Linked DNA regions of Homo sapiens: region 1 is linked to region 2. Evidence: read pairs that join two places in POLR2A ChIA-PET (ENCODE). Cell type or tissue: MCF 10A. All regions are shown on one strand.

Region 1 (5,000 bases), 54 kb before region 2:
CTCATTGTGTGAGTGTGTGTGTATATGTGTATACATGTGTTTGTGTGGATTTACACACTAGACAATGATAGCATGGTCCCTTTGGGAAGATTAAGGTGATGACATGCTTTAAACTTTGTGTACCCACTCTGTAAACCATCAGTAAAATTCAATTAGCAGGCTTTATTCCATCTGTAGAAATATAATGATGCTAAAATAATCAAAATCTATTTAATCAATTTCATTATAAATGAAGGGATTGCTTGCATTCAAAATCTTAATAAAGGAAACGAGGTTGGTAGTCTATGCTGATTCAGTAAAACATATCGTATCTTGCAAAGCCAAAGAAATTAACTGTAAACCCTTGATCAAAAAGCACAGAAAGTGTGTGATCCAGAGAGCTTGATAACTGCTAGCTTTTAGTGAAGAAGGCTTTTTGATGTTACAAGCACAAGAAGCCAGAGCGTTATTATGTAGATAATTGATTGATTAATTTAATCAATGACTTTCTCAAAGATGGTTCTGAGACATGACTGGGAAAACTGAAATGAGCCAGCTGGCCATTGGCGGTCCACACCTCTCCATGAAAAGTATCTGCAGAGCGCCTCTGCCGGAGCACAGAGGACTTTCTGGCGGAATTCCTGTAGCTTGTGTGAGGATCAAACCTAAGCAGAGTTTAATGAAATTCTACTTTGGAGTGATTTGTTTATCTTCTGTGAGCAATTTCTTTCTTTCTTTTTATAGGTTGATTGATTTATCTGTATGTGTATTCCTCAGTGCTTTTCCTTGTCTGAACCAAAAGTGCTTTGCAAATATCAGAGCTCAGATTTTTAAAAGATCATTGATTTTTTTCAAATATCCTGAAGGTAGGCTGTCACACATTATTATTTAATTCTGAGATAGGGATATTGATAGCATAATATTAAAATCTTTCATTAGAGAATTTTTTTTTGGTCTAGCAATAACCTAAATTCGAAGGAGTTTTGTTTTCCTTCATCTATCAGAATTGTTATTTAAAAGTACCCACTACCCAGGACAGTATGGTTACTTTGTTGCCTTCAGGAAAGGGAATATTGTCATTGGCTTAAAACATTCTACTGTGACTGCCAGATATTATAGGTGCCCAGGAGACCCAGGAAACAGGCCTTTGGTTAGCTACTGAAATTTGCCATCTGGGCACGGTGGCTCACACCTGTAATCCCAACACTTTGGGAGGCTGAGGCAGGCAGATCACCTGAGGTCGGGAGTTTGAGAGTAGCCTGGCCAACATGGTGAAACCCATCTCTACTAAAAATACAAAACTTAGCTGGTGTGGTGGCACATGTCTGTGATCCCAGCTACTCGGGAGGCTGAGGGATGAGAATCACATGAACCCAGGAGGCAGAGGTTGCAGTGAGCCAAGATTGTGTCACTGCACTCCAGACTGGGCAACACAGTGAGACTCCATCTCAGAAATAATAATAATGATGAATTTGCCTAGCATAACCAGCTCTTCAAAAGTTTGGTCAAAAGCCGGTAAATGCTTAGTATTGTGTAGACGTTCCACAGTGTCCCTCTCACTCTCTTTACTTTCGGCTGCATATTTCCACTTGTTATCACCATCTCTGTGGAAAGCTCCATTCAGGATCAGCAATCTTCTTGATTCAGAGGACCATTCATGATGTTAAGGATCTGCTAGTGATGACACCAGTCACACAGAACAATCATGAGGAGGAAGAATATGGGGAAGTCTTTACCATTTCCTCCTGGGCTACTGTTAGCTTCTTACCTGGTCTCCCTGCTGCCATTGTAGCCACCTGACTCCCAACTGACTGTTGTAAGAGTGACCTCTCTAAACCGACATGCCCCTCTCCATGGTTTTATCATTTCTGATTCCTTTATTCACTCCTGATGTCACTGTCTTGCTTTAGGTCTTCAGGGTCTTCTACCTAGATTGCTATGGTCATCTCTATAACTGTCTCCCTGTCTCTCACCTCACCCCTTCAGCATGGCTGCTAGAGTTTCCTAAATACAAATATGATCTGGTTATCTGCATACAGTCCTTTAGTAGTCACTCCTTGGCCACAGAACAAGATCAGATTTCTGGAGTATATGCACAAATGGCATTTACTATCTGGCCTGTGCTCAGCTCTAGCCTTTTTTTTTTCCCCCCACCACATCCAGTGTTGCAACCAGACTGAATTCCTTCCTGGCAGCTTCCAGAACATGCCAGGCTCCTTTATACCTCTGCACCTTTCATCATAGTGTTCTTTACTGGCTCGGGATCTGTTCTCTGCTGAGGTGTGCTAGGGAACATCTATTTATCTTTTAAGACTCAGATTGAAAGCAGCTATGCCCTTTTCCTGTGCCACCCCCCATCCTATACTGTAGGATTGTCCAATCTCTCTTTCATTCTCCACCATATCTTACACCTTTGGGAATCACTTTATTAGGTTTACTTCTTTTCATGTCTCTATCTTCATCCTAGATTGAAAGAACTGTAAGGCCAGAGGCCATGTATTTTTTGTCCCAGTACAATGCTTGGTACTCATCAGGCATTTAATAAACACTTATTGAATAAAAGAATGTCTGAAGCAGCTGAATAATAGTATAAGACAACTTTCAGATTGTAAGTGCCATATAACTTCAGAGAAAGGACAGATCATTATACACTACAGTAATCTAGGATGCTCTCAAAGAAAAAGTGGGGACCTATGTTGCAGGGATAGATCACATTTGGAGTGGTAGAGGGAAGGAAGACTATTCATGACTAGGAATAACTGTTTGGGGCTGAGACGGAGGTGAACATTTAAAGAGTACTTTGAATAAATGGGTTTCTTTACTTATGATGAAATACTATGATTGGAGATACCATTTTCCTAATTAAAATGTTGCTGTTGTTCTTCATGACTCACATATTAATTTCTATACTCCTTAATATTGGGTTAAGAGTCAAATCAGAGTTCACTCTGTTAGTCGCTTCACGAGCCTTGGACAAGTTGCTTGACTTTTCTGAGCTTCAATTTAGAAATGAAAAAAATGGAGACATAATAGCTACCTCAAAATGTGTATTGTAGCATTTACGATGTGTTCTCTATTTATCCAATGTCAGATATAGTACAGGACACTTTATGTGTATTAAGTCTTGTAACCTTTATGTCAGCTCCATTTTGATTAGGTTATTGTTTTTGTTCTAATTTACAACAGAGGAAAAACAACGGTACCACCAAGAGAAATATGGAAGTATGGAAGACATCATCTCAGATTGTTTTGGAGGTTGGAAGGAACAGCTCCTCTGTATAGGGTGGCTGGCAGCAGTACTTAATGGTACTAGCGCAGCTTTGAGTTCAAGGGAGAGAGAGTTGGGTCTGCTAAGTTGCGGGTTCATCCATGAAGTTGTTTTGTGCCCTGTGATCTAATATAGCTTCAACTCAGAAGCTGGAAACATTACTCTGGAATCCTGTGTCTGGCAGTGTGTCAAGCAGCCAGGCCCAGATGGAGAATCCAGGTGTATGTTGGCAAAAACAGGGTAGGTCCAAATGGAGGGTGGTGGCAGACTGTGGAGGACTTACTTGAGGGCTGAGCTGGTGGCTGCAGCATTTTTATGGGATGTTCCCTATTTGTGTGGGAAGACAACCCTGAAGGTGAATTTGTGTGGAGAGAAAACACAGAAGGGCAGCAACACAGCATAAGCACAAGTCAGGGGAGGCTGTGACATCAGATGGGCGCTGAATGCTTGTGGCTGGGAGGACAGGCAAGGCCCAAAGGAGTAGCTCTCTTTTTGTTGTTACTGTTGTTTTGCTCTTCATGGATAAATTTGTTCTACAGCAGTTTTTAAGATTCTATTATATGTGGAGTACCATTTATGAGGATACAAAATACAAATAAGAGGATGTCCTCAAGTTGGATACAGATAGTGAAACAAAGTTTACAAATAATTACACAATAACATGACGAAGTCTATAGTGGAGCCAAACAAAAAGGACTGCAGGAACACTAAGGGGTAAGCTAAAAATCCTGCCTGAGAGAATTAAGAAAGGCTTCTCAGAGGAGATAACATTTGAGCTGGGTCCTCAAGAATGAACAGGAATTCTCCAGTGGGAAAGGTCACTATGAATGCAATGATTAGAACTACTTAGTAAGCGTACAAAAAAAAAAAAAAAGAGAGGATAATAGGGCTTTCTGACACTACTTTTCCAGATTCGAGGGTATCTAGTTTGTTTCATCACTCTTTAAAAAGAAGCCCAAGGTATCTTAAAGGATGAAACAGCGCCTCGGTGCTGCTCTTCATCATAGAACCTCACCTCATGCCATGGCTTGGAAAGCTCTGCAGGCCCAGGCGTGTCCTCTTATACTCAGAAAACAACCCTTCAAGGTCATCAATTCCATTTGTATTCTTATTGGACATTGTTTGGAGCATAGTAGGCATTCAGTAAATGTTCTTTGAAATAAGTCCATTTGTTGGAATGTCTTGAAAATATTTTTTGAGGGTGGTTGTATTTTCTTTCTTGAGACTCACTGGCACATGTGTCTGTTTCAAGTCAGCAAGGCTGTTCCAATTTTTGTCTTAGGAGTTTTACTTTCTGTATGCTTTTTTGCCTCATTTGGGAGTTTACATTATTTCAAAATGGATAGAGACTGTAGAATAGAGAATCCCAAAATCACAGGACAATTGAAGTTCATTGACAAGGATAGTGAGAAAAGTGTGCTCTGCAGAATATTTTACTCTGAGTTTCTCTAATGTAATTAGTTTTGAGTGGGGAAGAAAACCCAACATTCAGCAGAAAGGCAGGAATAGAGGATCAATCTAATACATCACAGTGGAGAATGAGGCTGTGTTCAGGCCATTCTGCATACTCCGAAACTCTTAAGCACAACTGACTCTGCAGAAAATATGTCTGTCTCAAACCCCCGTTTACTGTCAGTTCTTTTGGATACCCAGATACTAACCACCAGAATAAAGTCCAGCCCAAATCTCAGGGTTTCTGGACTGTAATACTAGTTAGCTCCATTAATACTTGCCTTCATCTGCCAAGAAGATA
Region 2 (5,000 bases):
TCATTAAATACTCTTCAGAAAAAAGGAAGTGGGTTTTAGTATAATTTATTGTTGAACATTAGTCTTTCTAATTTTTATTTTTATAAATGCTTTGAGGAACATCTGTGCATGAACATACTTTTCCATATGGCTGATTATTATTTAACAATGGCGTCATAGAGGTACAATATCTGGGTCAAAGCATATGAACTCCTAGATTTTGGATGTAGATGTTGCCAAATTTACCTTTTAGAAATGTTACATTGAATTATGTCCCCACATATTATTGGGGTATGAGAATATGTCTTATTTTATGCCCACCAACCTTGTATTGTTCTTTTCACTATAAGTCATTAGATAGGAAAATAATAGTATCTTACTATCATATCATAGTAGTTGATACCATAATATGAACTTCCTTGATTTTTAGTGAGATAGATTATTTTAATGTTTTTGGCTATGTGTATTTTTTTCTGAGAATTATCTATTATGCTTACTCCCTCTTTCTATTCAAGATTTGGTGCTTTTCTAAATTACTTGTAAGAATATATGTGTGTGTGTGAGAGAGATCAATCTTACATTTATCGAAAATATTTTTATATTTTTTTTCTGGTGTATTTGTTTCTATATAAAGTTTTAAATTTACCAGGAGTCAAAGTTACAGACATTTTATTTATGATCTGTTTTACTGCTTTTATGCTTAGAAAATTTTCCCTCCTCTGACTTATTAAACACCTACTTATAATTTTATTGTTTAATTTTTGTAGCATTTGGCCATTTAACTTATTTTTAAGTAATAACTTATTTAACTTATTTTTATTTAAGGAATAGATTTTAATTCTGTGACTAATTCCAAATGTACATTAAAATGTTTTTCAGGATTTACATTACAAGATTTTACAGAATTTAAATTTATCTTTTTTTTTTTTTTTTTTTTTTTGAGACAGAGTCTTGCTCTGTTGCCCAGGCTGGAGTGCAGTGGCAAGATCTTGGCTCCCTGCAACCTCTGCCTCCCAGGTTCAACCGATTCTTGTACCTCAGCCACCCAAGTAGCTGAGATTGCAGGTGTGTGCCACCATGCCTAGCTAAGTTTTTGTATTTTTAGTAGAGGCAGTGTTTCACCATGTTGACCAGGCTGGTCTCAAACTCTTGGCCTCATGTAATCCTCCCGCCTTGGCCTTGCGGCGTGCTGGGATTACAGGTGTGAGCCACTGCACCCAGTCTAAATTTATCTTTTTTGTTATTGCATAACAACCACAATTATATTGTGTACTTTTTGTTTTGTGCTTTATTATACACATAGCTTGCTAAAATTGTAAGTTATCTTGTGCAAAGCATGTCACAATACATGTTCTGTATATATAGGAAATTACGTTTTAAACAAATATAAATACTTAATATTGAAATAGTCAGTTTTGTTTTGTTTTTTTTGGTAAAATATGACAAACTAAGCCTAACTTCCCCAAGGATTTTCAGAAGTAGGAAGAAAAATATTCTATGGCTCTGCCTTTTGAGTTCAGAGTAGCTCCTCCCGTTGTTCTTATTTCCTTTTGTACATATGTGTCTCCCTTTATTTTACAAATCCTCCTCATCTTAATTTACTCTGCTGCTCCTGGGAGTGAGACTAGACCTATTATTTTAAAAGAGCTTTAGTTTTAGTAATTCTTCATCTAAGTATGAAAATTTCAACTTCTACTTTATTTGAAGTATGCAGTAGATATGTTCTCATTTCAAAAACAGTGTGGAGATTCTACACTTTCAAGTTCTAATTTGGCAAGTCTTATATGTCATCATGAAAATATTAGGTGTTTAATAAATAGACTTTCTTGGAGAAGTCGGTTGTAAGCAGGTAGAATAATGACTTTGGATTCCTGCCTGGCATGTTGCCCCTTATGATCTGTTCACAGAACGTGCTTCTGGATGTCCAGATATTAACCGTTGTGATCATAGCTACCTCTTATATCAAATGCCCCAACAAAATCGTGTGATGTCTTCAGTTCAGGACAGAGCTTTCCTTCTTGGGAGTAAGAATTACTCTTTCAGTTTGTCTAGAGGACGTGAACATGATTAGATAAACAAAACATGAAAGTGTACATATATTTCTCTACCTCCACCTACCATTATAGGCCTAACATTATAGCTTTTCACTCCCAGAGGAAGAAACTTTGCCATTTCAAAAAACTGTAATGCCATGCTTTGGGGATCCCAGATTTAAATATTTTATGCATCTTCCATTTAAATTCAAGCAGTATCCAAGAACAGAATCTGGCCAATGATTTTGAGAAAACGAAATGGCAACACCTTCTTGGAACCTCAAACTGTTCAAGGATTTTTTTTTCTAGCAAAACAGGAAGAAATTGGGGGAAAAGCATATGGACTCAGGTTGAGCATATGATGTATTTTCAACTCGAGTCGGCACTTTACTCATATTTGTAGTGTGACTTAAAATTAATTTGGGTGAAGCACTCAGATTTGAGGGAGGAAAAAAAATCCCTATTTGGGACTAAGTCAACATTTGTGGCATCTCATTAATCGCTGCCTTATGTAACTGCTTTCCCCACCTAAAGAGAAGCTACTGGGATGAGAAAAGTTTATAATATTAATGCCAAGTACAGATCTTGCCTCTCCCAAAAGGAGTTCATTAATCACCATCGAAGCACAAGAACAAACATACTTCATGTCTCTTGCCAGTTTTTTTCAATAACATTTCTGAAAGGCAAAAAAAAAAATATGTTTAATCTTCATTTGCAAAGGTTTTAATTTGGCTGTTATTTAATTTGTGATAATGTTATGTAAATTTAACATGCTCTGAGAATGCCCAGGCATAGGGTATAGAAGTAGAGTGTGTTGGTTAAGAGTTTGGGCCCATGGATCAGAGAGATCTGGATCCAGATTCTTGGCTTTGTTACCTCCTCTCTGTGTGGTCATAACACAGGCAAAGCACTTCAAGCTCAGTGCTTGCTTGGCACGAAATAGCTGGCAAAGAGCCAGCAGTGATGGAAATTCTTACTCTTACTGGTAGGAAGCAGTATGGGCATCAAGTTTGAAAACATGACTTTCAGTCCAAGCTGCTGTGCAAATCTTTGGACAATTTAATAAGCCTCAGTTTTCTAATCTGTAAAATGGAGATGAAAATACTCACCCTACCCACATACACTGGCACAAATGATATAATGTATTAATCAAGATAGAAAACTGAACCTAGCCATGGCATACAAAATCATGTCATATAATTTTGAAAAGTGCAAAGTTGTGAAATCATCTTTATTTTGCCATGTATCTCAGATTCTCAACTGTAACATTATTTGGGTGATCAGTGTGTAGTATTGATTATATTTTAGTGTCAGCCATGTAGTTACTCTCTCCTCTAAGGAGTTTTTTATTACCATTCACTGGAAAATACACAGCTTTTTCTTTGCAATTATTTCTTTACCTCTTTTCTTCTGCCTTCCAATTTAAAATTCATGAGTAATACAGCACCTCACGAATAGATGAAAGGGATGACAATCTAAAAAAAAAGAAAAAACTAATGTAAACCTCATGCTGGAAAACAGAAACACCAATTTAAACAATCATAAATAGGAAAAACAAAAAAACCTGTTGTGCAAGAAAAGGAGGCTCTAGTCTACCTTTATTTACAACCATCAGCTACCGAGTATCAAAGATAGGAATGGATCCATGGTGAAATTTTCAGGCATTCTTGAAAATGTGTTTATTTCTTTCTTGTCTTTATTAGATGTGCCCTGTCTCCTTCATTTCTTTATTTCCATGGCCCCTGCTACTAGAAGCATTGTAAAAAGCCAAAAGAAGAACAAGAAATTCTGAGGACATGGGTGAAAATGCAGCCTTGAGGTTTCTGAAAATAACAGGAGACAGACAAGGCTGGTGTCCAGCAACAATACTGGGTAGCTCTTTTTGTCCCCACTTACACAGCGAAGGATAAAGAAGAGATCCTATGGACACTTAGTAAGGATTACTTCATGTTTTAATTCAAAGTACTTTGGAAAGAAGACTTTGAGCAGAGTGGAATAGCAGGAGGTTTTTGTAAGGTGAAATAGAATGAAAGTGCAGCCAAGAATTTTTCTGTCTTCAATTTTAAAGAACACCGGCATAACTCATTTTTCTTTTTTTCCCCTGTGTTCTTTTTGACCTTCTTAGCAGCTCCTGACTTTCTCCCTTGGGGATTTTTCTCTGTATAGTCAGCGCTGACTCCCTTAGAAATCCTGAACCCCACACCCGTATCGCGAAAGAGTTGAAGAGAATTCAAATAAACACGTTGAGATAAGTAGCTTGTGAACTAACTGTTACAGCATGCCTCTGTAATAAGATACTGCCAGCTAGAAGCTAAAATAAAGTGAAATTCCATTTAACATGTGACAATCAAAACTGTATGTTTCTCCTAAAAATATAAGCTAAAGTTAATGTTAGACATTAGAAATTCATACTGAAACACCTACATTCATTTAATGGTAAATTTCTTTAGAATTGTTAGTTTCCTCCTCTCTAGACTGTCCAAACATAGTTCCTGGGACCACGCCTGTAGTTTCTTTCTCTCACTACAATGAGGAAAAAGTTGATGGTTTGCTAATCTCTTATTCTACACATTTCATTGTACTCCATGACTGCAAATTCATCTTTGTATGATTTATATGTCAATCAGCATGTTGGTGAAGTAGCCATGGAATGAATGTTAGAGTGATATTTGTTGATGTACTAGAGGTTTTACATGCTTTATTTTTAATTTCACAACAAAGCTGTGAGAGGTATTATGCCCATTTTACAGATGAGGAAGCTACACTGAGAGTTGTGACAGGTGTCCAAATTCATGTAAGTAATAAACGCTGAAACTGAGCTTTAAACCAAATCCTTATAAAACTTCCATATATGTGTTTCCATAACTAGAAGAAGCATTGTATGTTTTTAACTAATTTAGCAGTCTTGTAGGAATGCATTCATTAAATCAGTGCACTTTATCAGAAGATTTATTTTTTAGCCAGGCTGGCTACAATTATGGATCATGC

The links. Peaks named below come from ENCODE experiments on the same cell type or tissue, not always from the same donor. Only the 100,000 strongest peaks of a DNase experiment are listed, where the experiment ranks them.
Region 1: POLR2A ChIA-PET joins it to region 2 with 7 read pairs; 2 of 35 experiments call an interaction of 5 or more read pairs at or near these places.

Annotation. Positions count from the first base shown.
Region 1 is chr1:107,721,962-107,726,961 of GRCh38, reverse strand. The region is part of intron 15 of VAV3 (vav guanine nucleotide exchange factor 3); the gene reads left to right. Among named protein-coding and RNA genes, the nearest start is that of MIR7852, 170 kb to the left of the region's middle. In MCF 10A, no CTCF peak of the experiment used is centred here; no DNase peak of the experiment used is centred here.
Region 2 is chr1:107,668,188-107,673,187 of GRCh38, reverse strand. All of the region lies in intron 19 of VAV3 (vav guanine nucleotide exchange factor 3), which reads left to right. Among named protein-coding and RNA genes, the nearest start is that of MIR7852, 230 kb to the left of the region's middle. In MCF 10A, no CTCF peak of the experiment used is centred here; a DNase peak (open chromatin) is centred at 2,957.